Linked DNA regions of Homo sapiens: region 2 is linked to region 1. Evidence: chromatin loops called from intact Hi-C (ENCODE). Cell type or tissue: prostate gland. All regions are shown on one strand. Each heading gives the region's core, and the rest is flanking DNA. Links, peaks and the distances in the headings are about the cores only.

Region 1 (5,381 bases), core at 144-5,143:
GGAGGGCCTTGGAAGCCATGCAAGTTGCTCCAGTGTGCTCTGGAAATGAGGAGGCCGCTGCGGGTTTTTATTCGTATTTATTTATTTTGGAGGCAGTCTTGCTGTACCGCCCAGGCTGGAGTGAAGTGGTGCGATCTCACTGCAACCTCTGCCTCCCGGGTTCAAGCAATTCTCATGCCTCAATAGCTGAATAGCTGGCATTAGGCATGCACCACCACGCCCAGCTAATTTATTTTTTTTATTTTTAGTAGAAACGGGGTTTCACCGTGTTGCCCTGGCTGGTCTCAAACTCCTGATCTCAGGCAATTCGCCCACCTTGGCCTCCTAAAGTGCGGGGTTTCAGGCATAAGCCACTGCGCCCAGCCCCACTGCAGGTTTTTAACAGGCCCGTGGCAGGAGCGGATGTGGGTTTCAGGGAAGATCACCACGGCTGCAGGGTGCCCGCATGGAGGCGGAGAGCATGCTGAGGAGCCAGCCTAGCCCCATCGGTAGCAAGCAAGGTAGTGGAAACCCAAACTGAGAGGCAGTGGGCGTGGCACCTGTGTGAACAGGAGTCAGGAAATTTAAGTATGAAGGAAGCTGCATGTGGAGACTTAGTAAGTAATTGGATGAATGGGTTTAGGGAAGGTAGGAGGCTGGGATGCCTGTGGGACGTGGGCTGGTGAGAACCTGGTGCTATTTTCAGAACTGGGGATGCAGGAAGAGAGTCAGGTTAGGGAGGGAGATGAAGAGTTCTATTTTGAGTATCCTGAACTTCCTTCCTTTTAAGTGGAAAATAGCATTTCCCCTCCTTTATACTATCAATTTGTTTCGTTGAAATGTCCTTTGCTGCAAAAAATTTTTCAGGACACCCAGAAGAATACATAAGTGAATAAAAATTCTCAATTCTATTACTTGGAGATAGTTAACATATTGGTGACTGTTCTTCCAAATCTTTTTTCTCTGCACGTTAATTCTAAAAAACATAATTAGGGGCCAGGTGTGGTGGCTCACACCTGTAATCCCAGCACTTTGGGAGGCCGAGGCAGGTGGATCACCTGAGGTCAGGAGTTCGAGACCAGCCTGGGCAAAATGGTGAAATGCTGTCTCTACTAAAAATACAAAAATTAGCTGGGCGTGGTGGCGTATGCCTGTAATCCCAGCTAGTAGGGAGGCTGAGGCAGGAGAATTGCTTGAACTCAGGAGGTAGATGTTGCAGTGAGCTGAGATTGTGCCATTTCACTCCAGCCTGGGTGACAAGAGTGAAACTCCATCTCAAAAAACAAACAAAAAACAAAATACATAAATAAGATAGAGTATAACACCTTAAAAAACTTTTGGTGCTCAGGCGTGCCCTAGATCAATATAATCAGAATCGCTGGGGGTTGGGGACCAGGCCTCAGTGTTTTTAAAGCTGTCCAGATGATCGTATGTGCAGTCAGGGTCAAGCACCAGCCCCTTAGAGATGAGGTAGTACAAGGAAGGAGAGCACAGGCAGCATCTGTGTTGATTCCACACTGTTCCTGCCTTCCTCCTGGAGTAGGAAGGATTCCATGCTTTCCTTCAGAAAGAAACCAAAATCTATGCAATAACAAGAGTCATTGACCCTAAGGCATTGCAGACTTCTATCCAATAGAATCAGACCCAGTCATGGTTCAAAGACTTGAGGAAACGGCAGGACTTTTGGATAATCTTCTCAAGCCCAGTGGAGGCTTTGCCTTGGGTGATGGATGGTGAGGAGCCACGTCAGTGGTTGAATCATTGCATTAACACGTCAAGGCTCAGGCTTTCTAGCTGGCCATTGGAACTGAGGATGTCATTAGTCTCTTAGCAAGGTTAACTTTGGGTAATACGAAGAAAAGGGATTATGAACTCTTGGAATCAGCATTCACCTTCTTAGAGAAAGAAAAGAAGGCGAAGACGAAAAAGAGTGCCTCCGATTCACGTTAGAGCTTTGAGTCCAAGAATTGTAAACATGTATAGGCTGCCAAATCTCACTCTAAATATATTCCAATGATCTCATGTTTTCATATGCAGTGGAATAAAAAGAGGCATTTTTATTCATTTTGGATGACAGCATCTTGAGCTTTTATGGGAGTGTTGTAGGAGTATTAGTTTAACCAAGAGCTGCAATCAATATTTCAACCATTCAGAGTCACCACAACAGGCACGTTAGACACTGAATGACAATTATCTTGTCATTGCAAGTTGGACCCTCAAACGTGTTCCCAAATATTGATGGCAAATCCCCCACCCCCAGGGGGAAAATCCCCCATCAAAGATCCTCTGAGGAGAGCCAAGCGAGGCACTGGAGAGAGCAGTGCACATATTTCGAGGTGATTAACATTTCGGTTTTGGCCTCCTCATCTGCAAGGGCTTCGTCTGTTACTCGTTTTCTCTTTGGCCAAAGAGACCACATCCAGTGTCCCGAAGGAGAAGGCTGGAAATTTTTCGGAAAGCCCTTTTAGGAGAAGCCCAGTGAGAGGGCAAGCAAAGCTTCATTCCTTTTATGGCCAAGATCTCACAGTGTGAGACACAAAAAAGAGAGCAAGAGCAAGAGAGCTGGAGAGCATGTTGTCTCTGTTCCTCTGCTCCCGGGGCTGTGGCGTCCACATGGTCTCCAACCTTGAGCTGAACACAGTTGATACAAAAACCAGGGACCCTTTCAGTGGCCCCTGGGGTGACGGGAGAGTCCAGCACCCCACTTCCCCTCACCCTCGGGGTTAGCCTTCACCCCGCTCTGGCATCTTCGTCCCAGCCCTGCGTGCACATAAATCAAGCAGCAGGGTAGCTCGGAAACATGACGAATACCTTGGCTGGCTCCTGCTTGAAAAGACAAGGGGGGAGAAGAGGGATTCTAAAGTAACCCGGCCTTGACTGGAAACGCAGCCAGAATTTAGTGTTCCTGGAGCTGGCCCCAGCTGCTCAGACAGGAGCTGCCAGGGGAGACTTCCCTGGGGGCAGCCCCAGCCCTCCACGCTCTGGAGGAGGAAAAAGCTTTGGTGTCTGTCAAGAACATTATTCAAAAATTCTTGGACACTTCTAAGCCCTTTCTGTGAGCATGGAGACAGGGGGTTGAGGGAAGCTTTGCCTAGGCTGGGATGGCACTTGGGTATAGCCCCAGGTTTGAGTGCTGCTGTATTCATGGACAGTGCCCCAGAGGTGGGTGTGTGATGCCTGTGTGTGTGTGCATGTGCATGCGTGTGCATGTATGTAGGGGACCGGTGAGGCAAGACAGCCCACTTAAGGACACGGTTTTAAGTACACTGCCAGCTTTCAGTCTGGGGGCCTGTGAATGTTGTGGCTGTTGGCTTCTCCCTTTCTCTGTTTCCCAGTTCCACCAGCTCCCAGTGTCTCTGGTCTCTCCATTCATTCTTTTCAGTGGGTCAGGCCCCTGCTGGAATGACTCTTCAAGAGTCTGCTCTGCCCACCCTGACCAGGGGCTCCCAGTAGGGAAAGCCGAGGGTTCTAGGCGTTGCCCTCCTGCCTCCTCTGTCTGCCAGGACCACTGCAGGGGGCTCCTGAGTGTCCTGGCTCTCCTGTGAGGTGCCACAGAGGCAGGACTGCGTAAGGGACTAGTTCAGCCTTCAAGGAGCTTCAGTCGAGAGATTCTCTTTGTTTTGTTCTTGAGGGTCATGAAGAGATCATTCCAGCTGTCACCGACAAGAGATTCTGGGAGGCACCTGAACACAGTGGAGGGCCACAGAGAGTCTTCTTCCACAGAGAGCTCTGTAGGGATGAGGCCTCAGATGTGACAGGCTCTGAGCACGGGAGTATTAGAGGCTGAGAAGGGCTGCCTCCCTAAAAAACATTAATCGTGTTAAAATATTCACTGCCCTCTCCAAAATCTCAACACTTAAAAGCATTTTTTACGTTTCTTTTCTTTTCTTTTTTTTTTAAAGGAAGAAGCACCGTGGGGACTCTCACTGCAAAGAAGACAGACCATTATCAACACTCCTCCCCTCTGTTCCCCAAAGTCCCCTCCTGACCGCAGCATCAATCTTCCACGCTGGCCGGCCGGTAATTAGCTTTCCTCAGGGCAGGGGCAGATCACCAGCTCAGGCCTCCATCCAGGGGTTTCCTGTCCCCAAAGTTGCACTAATGCAAATCCATTTTTCATTAGGAGAAAATAAAACTCACAAGTGACATCAACTGAAAAATGTTTTTTGAGAGCAAGTTATTTCCATTTAAAGCTAAGCACATGACAGCTGGTGACTTTTAATGGAAAGTAAAATTTGCTGGGCTGAATTACTATCAAACCACTTGAGAATTTGTTTCTAATTTTCCTTTTTGGAGGAAGGCAGTGCTCTGGAGTCCAGCAGAGCAGATGAGGAATGGAAAGGTCTGGTCTCATCTCTAATTGCGGCCTCAAAAGACCCTGGACAATCCTCAGTAAAATCATGTCCCAAGATTTAGTTACATTAATTTTCTTTACTCTGTACTTGAAACTCATTTAATAAGCTGGTTAGAAAACAAACTTTCTGTACCACCTTTTGTTTGGGCCCCCAAAACCAAAATGGTTGTATGTGTACTGAAAACTATCTACGGTTGGCCAGGCGCGGTGGCTCACGCCTGTAATCCCAGCACTTTGGGAGGCCGAGGCGGGTGGATCATGAGGTCAGGAGATCGAGACCATCCTGGCTAACAAGGTGAAACCCCGTCTCTACTAAAAATACAAAAAATTAGCCAGGCGCGGTGGCGGGCGCCTGTAGTCCCAGCTACTCGGGAGGCTGAGGCAGGAGAATGGCGTGAACCCGGGAAGCAGAGCTTGCAGTGAGCCGAGATTGCGCCACTGCAGTCCGCAGTCCGGCCTGGGCGACAGAGCGAGACTCCGTCTCAAAAAAAAAAAAAAAAAAAAAAAAAGAAAACTATCTACAGTTTCTCCACTTAATAGAAAATATCTGGTATAGCAGAACCTGGTGGGCATTTGCTATGGACTGAATGTGCCCCTGCCATTCATATACTGAAGCCCTAACCCCCAGTGTGATGGTATTTATTAGGAGGTGGTGCCTCTGGCAGATTTAAATGAGAGCATGAAGGTGGGACCTCCATTACTGGATTAGTGTCCTTATAAGAAGAGGAAGAGACCAGAGCTCACTCTCCCCACCACGTGAGGATACAGTGAGAAGGTGGCTGTCTGCAAGCCAAGAGCCCTCACCCAAACAGAATCTGCTGGTATCTTGATGTTGGATTTTCTAGCCTCCAGGACTGTGAGAAATAAATGTGTGTTGTTTAAACCACCCAGTCTATGGTATTTTGTTATAGTAGCTAGGGCTGACTACAACTGAAGTAGGCTAGAAGGAACTCTGTTATCATGAGCTCCAGGGATGAGCTGTCTATACACTTGTGCTGCATCAGACATGAAAGAGGAGTGGTGTGAGACTTGCTTTTCTGTGCATCCT
Region 2 (5,381 bases), core at 56-5,055, 75 kb after region 1:
TTCTGCTACTCTTGTGGGAGGTAACTAGAGAGAAAGGAAAAAGTCTTGGCTCTTGAAACTGTTTCCTCAGAAGAATTTGTACTATAAAGAAGTATTTCTCATCTGCTACAGCAAAAACGAAACATTCTAAGCACATATTTTAGTATAGGTGCTGCTTCTATAAATACTGACTATGGGTCAGAGAATCCGATCTAGACCTGGTTCTAATCCTTGTGTGGCCTTAGCCTTCAACATGCACAGAGTACAAAGAGGTTCTTGAATGACAGGGTCTCTAAGGCATTTCCAACTCTGACATTCATATTCAATTACAGACAAGTTTCTTTCCTTGGTAATGGTTGTAGAAAATTACTAACATTTTACTAAAATACAGTTCAGTAGGACTTCTGTTAGAAGAACAAACCTGCTGAATTATCTATAAGCTCAGAGTACATATAATTACAGTTCAGGAAATATAATTACCCACAATGACTGTGAGCATTCTATCATTCTAAAACCTGTCACTAATCCCAAAAGGAGATGCTATAAAAATAAAAAGCATGTGATGCTAAAACTATCTGGGTTTAGATTTCCCTAAAATCTTTAACTTTATTGAACATTTTAATGAAGATGACATAATTTATTACAGAGGATCAATTTAATTGGAATTGCATGGTATGAATCTAAAACATTGGCTAGTAAAGTCACCTGGTAATTTTAATACTAGTTAGGCAAGAATGTTTTAATTAATGCCTTACAAACACTGTGTACCATTTTCATAGTCTTAAGGCAGTGAGCTTTTTAAAGGTAAGAAAGCTATCTTATCAGGGTCTCAAAAGCCTCAACAGCACTAGCAGCGTATCTTTGCACAGAGTAGACACTGACCAAAATCTGCTCAATAAACTGGGGAACAAAAAGGATTACAATAAGGTGGTAGCTGGAAGAGTTATTCTCTGAAACCTAATCTTTAAACAAATGCCAAAGTATTACAACTTAATATTAAATTTAAGAAATTAATAAAGTTAATTCTAGCCTAATCTATTAACACCAATAAATATTCAGTTTTTCCCTCAGATAGTTTTTAAGATTACTGACTTTAACATAGATTAATATGAATTCTTTTTGCTTTTTCTCCTTCACTGATTTGTTTTTCAAAAGACATCATTTTACAACCTCATTTCAAAATGAAGACTTTTACCTGGACCCTAGGTGTGCTATTCTTCCTACTAGTGGACACTGGACATTGCAGAGGTGGACAATTCAAAATTAAAAAAATAAACCAGAGAAGATACCCTCGTGCCACAGATGGTAAAGAGGAAGCAAAGAAATGTGCATACACATTCCTGGTACCTGAACAAAGAATAACAGGGCCAATCTGTGTCAACACCAAGGGGCAAGATGCAAGTACCATTAAAGACATGATCACCAGGATGGACCTTGAAAACCTGAAGGATGTGCTCTCCAGGCAGAAGCGGGAGATAGATGTTCTGCAACTGGTGGTGGATGTAGATGGAAACATTGTGAATGAGGTAAAGCTGCTGAGAAAGGAAAGCCGTAACATGAACTCTCGTGTTACTCAACTCTATATGCAATTATTACATGAGATTATCCGTAAGAGGGATAATTCACTTGAACTTTCCCAACTGGAAAACAAAATCCTCAATGTCACCACAGAAATGTTGAAGATGGCAACAAGATACAGGGAACTAGAGGTGAAATACGCTTCCTTGACTGATCTTGTCAATAACCAATCTGTGATGATCACTTTGTTGGAAGAACAGTGCTTGAGGATATTTTCCCGACAAGACACCCATGTGTCTCCCCCACTTGTCCAGGTGGTGCCACAACATATTCCTAACAGCCAACAGTATACTCCTGGTCTGCTGGGAGGTAACGAGATTCAGAGGGATCCAGGTTATCCCAGAGATTTAATGCCACCACCTGATCTGGCAACTTCTCCCACCAAAAGCCCTTTCAAGATACCACCGGTAACTTTCATCAATGAAGGTGAGTTACCTCTTACTGTAAAAAGTGGGAGTATGAGGTTTATATTTTTATGCCTTATGAAACAATGCTCATAATAAATGCTTATTCATTTTGCGATGTTATATATGTACATTAAAATTTCTATTGTTTTTTATTAATATCAAGAATTGAACTTAAATACATCTCCTCTTCCAGCTCTGAAGTTCCAGGAGTTTATAAAAACTTAATGTATTCTGTGAAAAAAACCAGTCTTCCATCCAAATTCTTATGATCGAGGGGCTACTATTCTTGAGACAGGAATAAGTACATGCTCCACTCCGAACCACTCCTGTGCACCATAACCATCCTATCAGCTTCTAGCTAGGTCGTCGCTGCTACCCGACAATTCTTTTATTTACTTCCTGCTGCTTGTACATCATCTTCTTCAAAAGAAACATGTAAAATTTTGCTTTCACTCTCTTCAAGCTGTAATTACACCTCATTATCTCCACTCTCAGCAGATGACTCAACTACTACTATACTGAGTAAGTCTAATCAGGTCCTGGGTTTTGTTCTTTCTTATCTTGAAAGCATCTGTACAAAAGCCATGCCTTCTTGCCGTCAGCCTCAAGAAAAGGTATCCCTCCTATTTTCCAAGGCTAAACAATTAGTACTGTGTATCCTAAGAAATATAAATGTTCATTATTATAAAAAAAAACTATTGCATTGATCATGCATGATTCCAAACTCTACTTTTAAATTTCATTTCTTTCTCTCTTCATGCATTCAATGTCAGTCACTGATCTAGGTGTCCAGAAAGCAAAGATGAATAATTCATCTTTGTTTCAGTTTACTAAACCCACTGCTAACTTTCTGAATTCAGTATTTTATGTTTATTTTACACTTGCATCCATTTTCTCACAACTCATTCCCCAGAATCCTTTACAAGCTGATTTGCTTCCTTAGAGTGGAAGGGAAAACCCAAATGCCCCAAAGCAACGAGTAAATAAATTGCAGCTCATTCACTTATTGAAAAGGCAGGACATAAAACATATACTATGAAATAATTTTAAACAATAACAATAAAAACACAGACTAAAGACTAGAAAGAAATATATCATGAAGTGGTTTCATCTCTCTGTCAGTGAATACCACTTCGCTATTCACAGCCCTGCTTTCCTGGCCTTCTACATTTTAATATTCTTCCTTCACTTCCTATTTCTTTAGGTCCTTCACTGGCATCTTCTTCCTTCTATGCCTTAAAGTCTTTCTTCAAGATATTCTACTTTAGAGTATTTTGGCTTCAAGTATCACCACTGCTCAGATGATTCCTGAATGTAGCTCTCCCTCCTGATTTAACCAAAGCTAGACGTTTGCATTTGGATATTTCACCATTACCTCACATGCTACTGCTTTCTTTACTGAAACACCTTCTTTCAGCTTATCTGTCGTCAATTTAGCAGATCTCAAGGCTTAACTCAAATAATACCTCTGATGTTATGACTTCCTAGATTCAAACAAACACACCTAGGTGGCTTTTTCCCCAAATCACTGACTATTTCTTAAACATGTTTTCTATATGATATTACACTGAAGTTATTTATTTATGTCTGTCTCCTTGCTGGTCTGAATGCTTCTGGAAGACAGTTAACTGTCTTTTCACCATTTGATCTCAACATCTCTGTTTTGATTAATGTTGTCATCCATTTCCAAATAAGCTTGGCTCATCTTTGATACTTCCCCAGCTGCCCCATACACAGTCCACTGAATTCTACTCATGTCCCCTTTTTGGTCTCTTGTGTGCATGTCCCTCATTTCTATTCAGAGCCAGAACTCTTGTTTAGATTCAAATGATCCACAGCAGCAGCTAGAAGACAGAGACTCCATAGGCTACCAGCTGTGTGATCTTAGGGGAAAGAAAATTATCTGTGCCTCAGTTTCCTTACCTGTGAAATGGGAATAACAGTATTTACTGCATAAGATTTAACAATTGAAGAGTGCTTAGAACAGTGCCTGGCACTCAAATGTTAGTTCTTACTATGAACTGTGTAATAGCTTGCCAACTGGTGTAACTCTGTTTTCTCTCTCCATCAAAATATATTTACATTGCCAGCAGATTCATCTTCTTAAACTACTCACATATCTGCTTCTGCAAACAGAAAAAGTCCAATTTGCTTAGTCTGGCTAAGAATAATGTCCTCCTAAAGAATGAAGCCTACTTTCCTAGCGGACCTTCCACTAGTTTCCTTCACAAAAACCATCTGTTCCAATAAAACAAATTCACTCATTTTCCCCTAAATATTTTCATGCTTTCTGCCTACTCAAAGAATAAGGCTCAAGCCAAACCAACCAACCAACCAACCAAATAAATAAATAAATAAATAAATAAATAAATAAATAAAAAAAATGCAACTCCTCCTTGAGGCCCTTGTTGACGCCTACAGGTTTGAAGTGATCGTTCCTCTCCATGAATACCTCTACTCTCTGTAACATACATAAGACATTTTGTATAGTCCCTCTTAAATTATCAATTATCTTTACATACACTCAGAATACATCTAACTAAGAGGCTTTCCAACTATATTATAAGCTCCTTCCTGGTAGATGGTTACAGTGTCTTACCTGCAGTTGCTAAATATGTGTTAGTTGATTTGGTGACATTTTTATAGAGCTTCTTAAAATTGTCATTCCAAAGACCCTCATGAAAGTAATTTAATACGTTATATCATATTGGATTTGTTCATTTTATACTGTTCTAAGTTACAGTAGCAATAGGCCAGAGTATCATTAAATTAAGTAAATGATTATCATTATTAATATCCTCGCCGGGCATGGTGGCTCATGCCTGTAATCTCAACACTTTCGGAGGCCGAGGCAGACGGATCACTTGAGGTCAGGAGTTTGAGACCAGCCTGGCCAACATGGTGAAACCCCGTCTCTACTAAAAATACAAAAAAGTATTGGGCATGGTGGTGCGTGCCTGTAATCCTAGCTATTCAGGAGGCTGAGGCAGGAGAATCACTTGAACCTGGGGGGCGGAGGTTGCAGTGAGCCGAGATCGCACCACTGCACTCCAGCCTGGGCAACAGAGTGAGACTCAAACAACAACAACAACTACAACAACAACAAACAAACCTCAATCCCTTTGATTTCCAAAGGAAAATGCAGTGTATAAAGTGACCCACTGGGTATAGAAATAAAAAACAGAAAAAAAATTGCTTTTGATATCCTTTAAAAATTTTGTTTTATGTAAGCTTTTATATAATTTATCAGTAGTTTGTATACGTAAGTTATAAATAAACATAATTGAGCTGTGTGAATTTTTTTAACTGATGAGGTATACAATTATGTAAGTATGAAGACAACTGCCATGGAGTATTCTATGTGATCCCTGAAGCTTGAGTGGATGGTATAACCAATTCTAGCAGAAATCACTATTC

Evidence for each region. A loop is a pair of places that touch in the nucleus more often than their neighbours do. Peaks named below come from ENCODE experiments on the same cell type or tissue, not always from the same donor. Only the 100,000 strongest peaks of a DNase experiment are listed, where the experiment ranks them.
Region 2: it touches region 1 in a loop (2.1-fold over the local background); 26 of 110 quality-filtered maps call a loop at or near these places.

What each region holds. Positions count from the first base shown.
Region 1 is chr1:178,936,577-178,941,957 of GRCh38, reverse strand. LOC102724754 (a long non-coding RNA gene) reads left to right here and starts at 2,887. Exons shown (of 3, transcript XR_426873.4): 1 at 2,887-3,141; 2 at 3,882-3,999; 3 at 4,980-5,059. RefSeq lists an enhancer at 2,289-2,788. In prostate gland, for the core only: no CTCF peak of the experiment used is centred there; a DNase peak (open chromatin) is centred at 2,857; H3K27ac peaks cover 2,122 bases.
Region 2 is chr1:178,861,556-178,866,936 of GRCh38, reverse strand. The region is part of intron 8 of RALGPS2 (Ral GEF with PH domain and SH3 binding motif 2); the gene reads right to left. ANGPTL1 (angiopoietin like 1) reads left to right here. Exons shown (of 6, transcript NM_004673.4): 3 at 1,135-1,983. The coding sequence starts at 1,161. Among named protein-coding and RNA genes, the nearest start is that of ANGPTL1, 6.8 kb to the left of the region's middle. In prostate gland, for the core only: no CTCF peak of the experiment used is centred there; no DNase peak of the experiment used is centred there.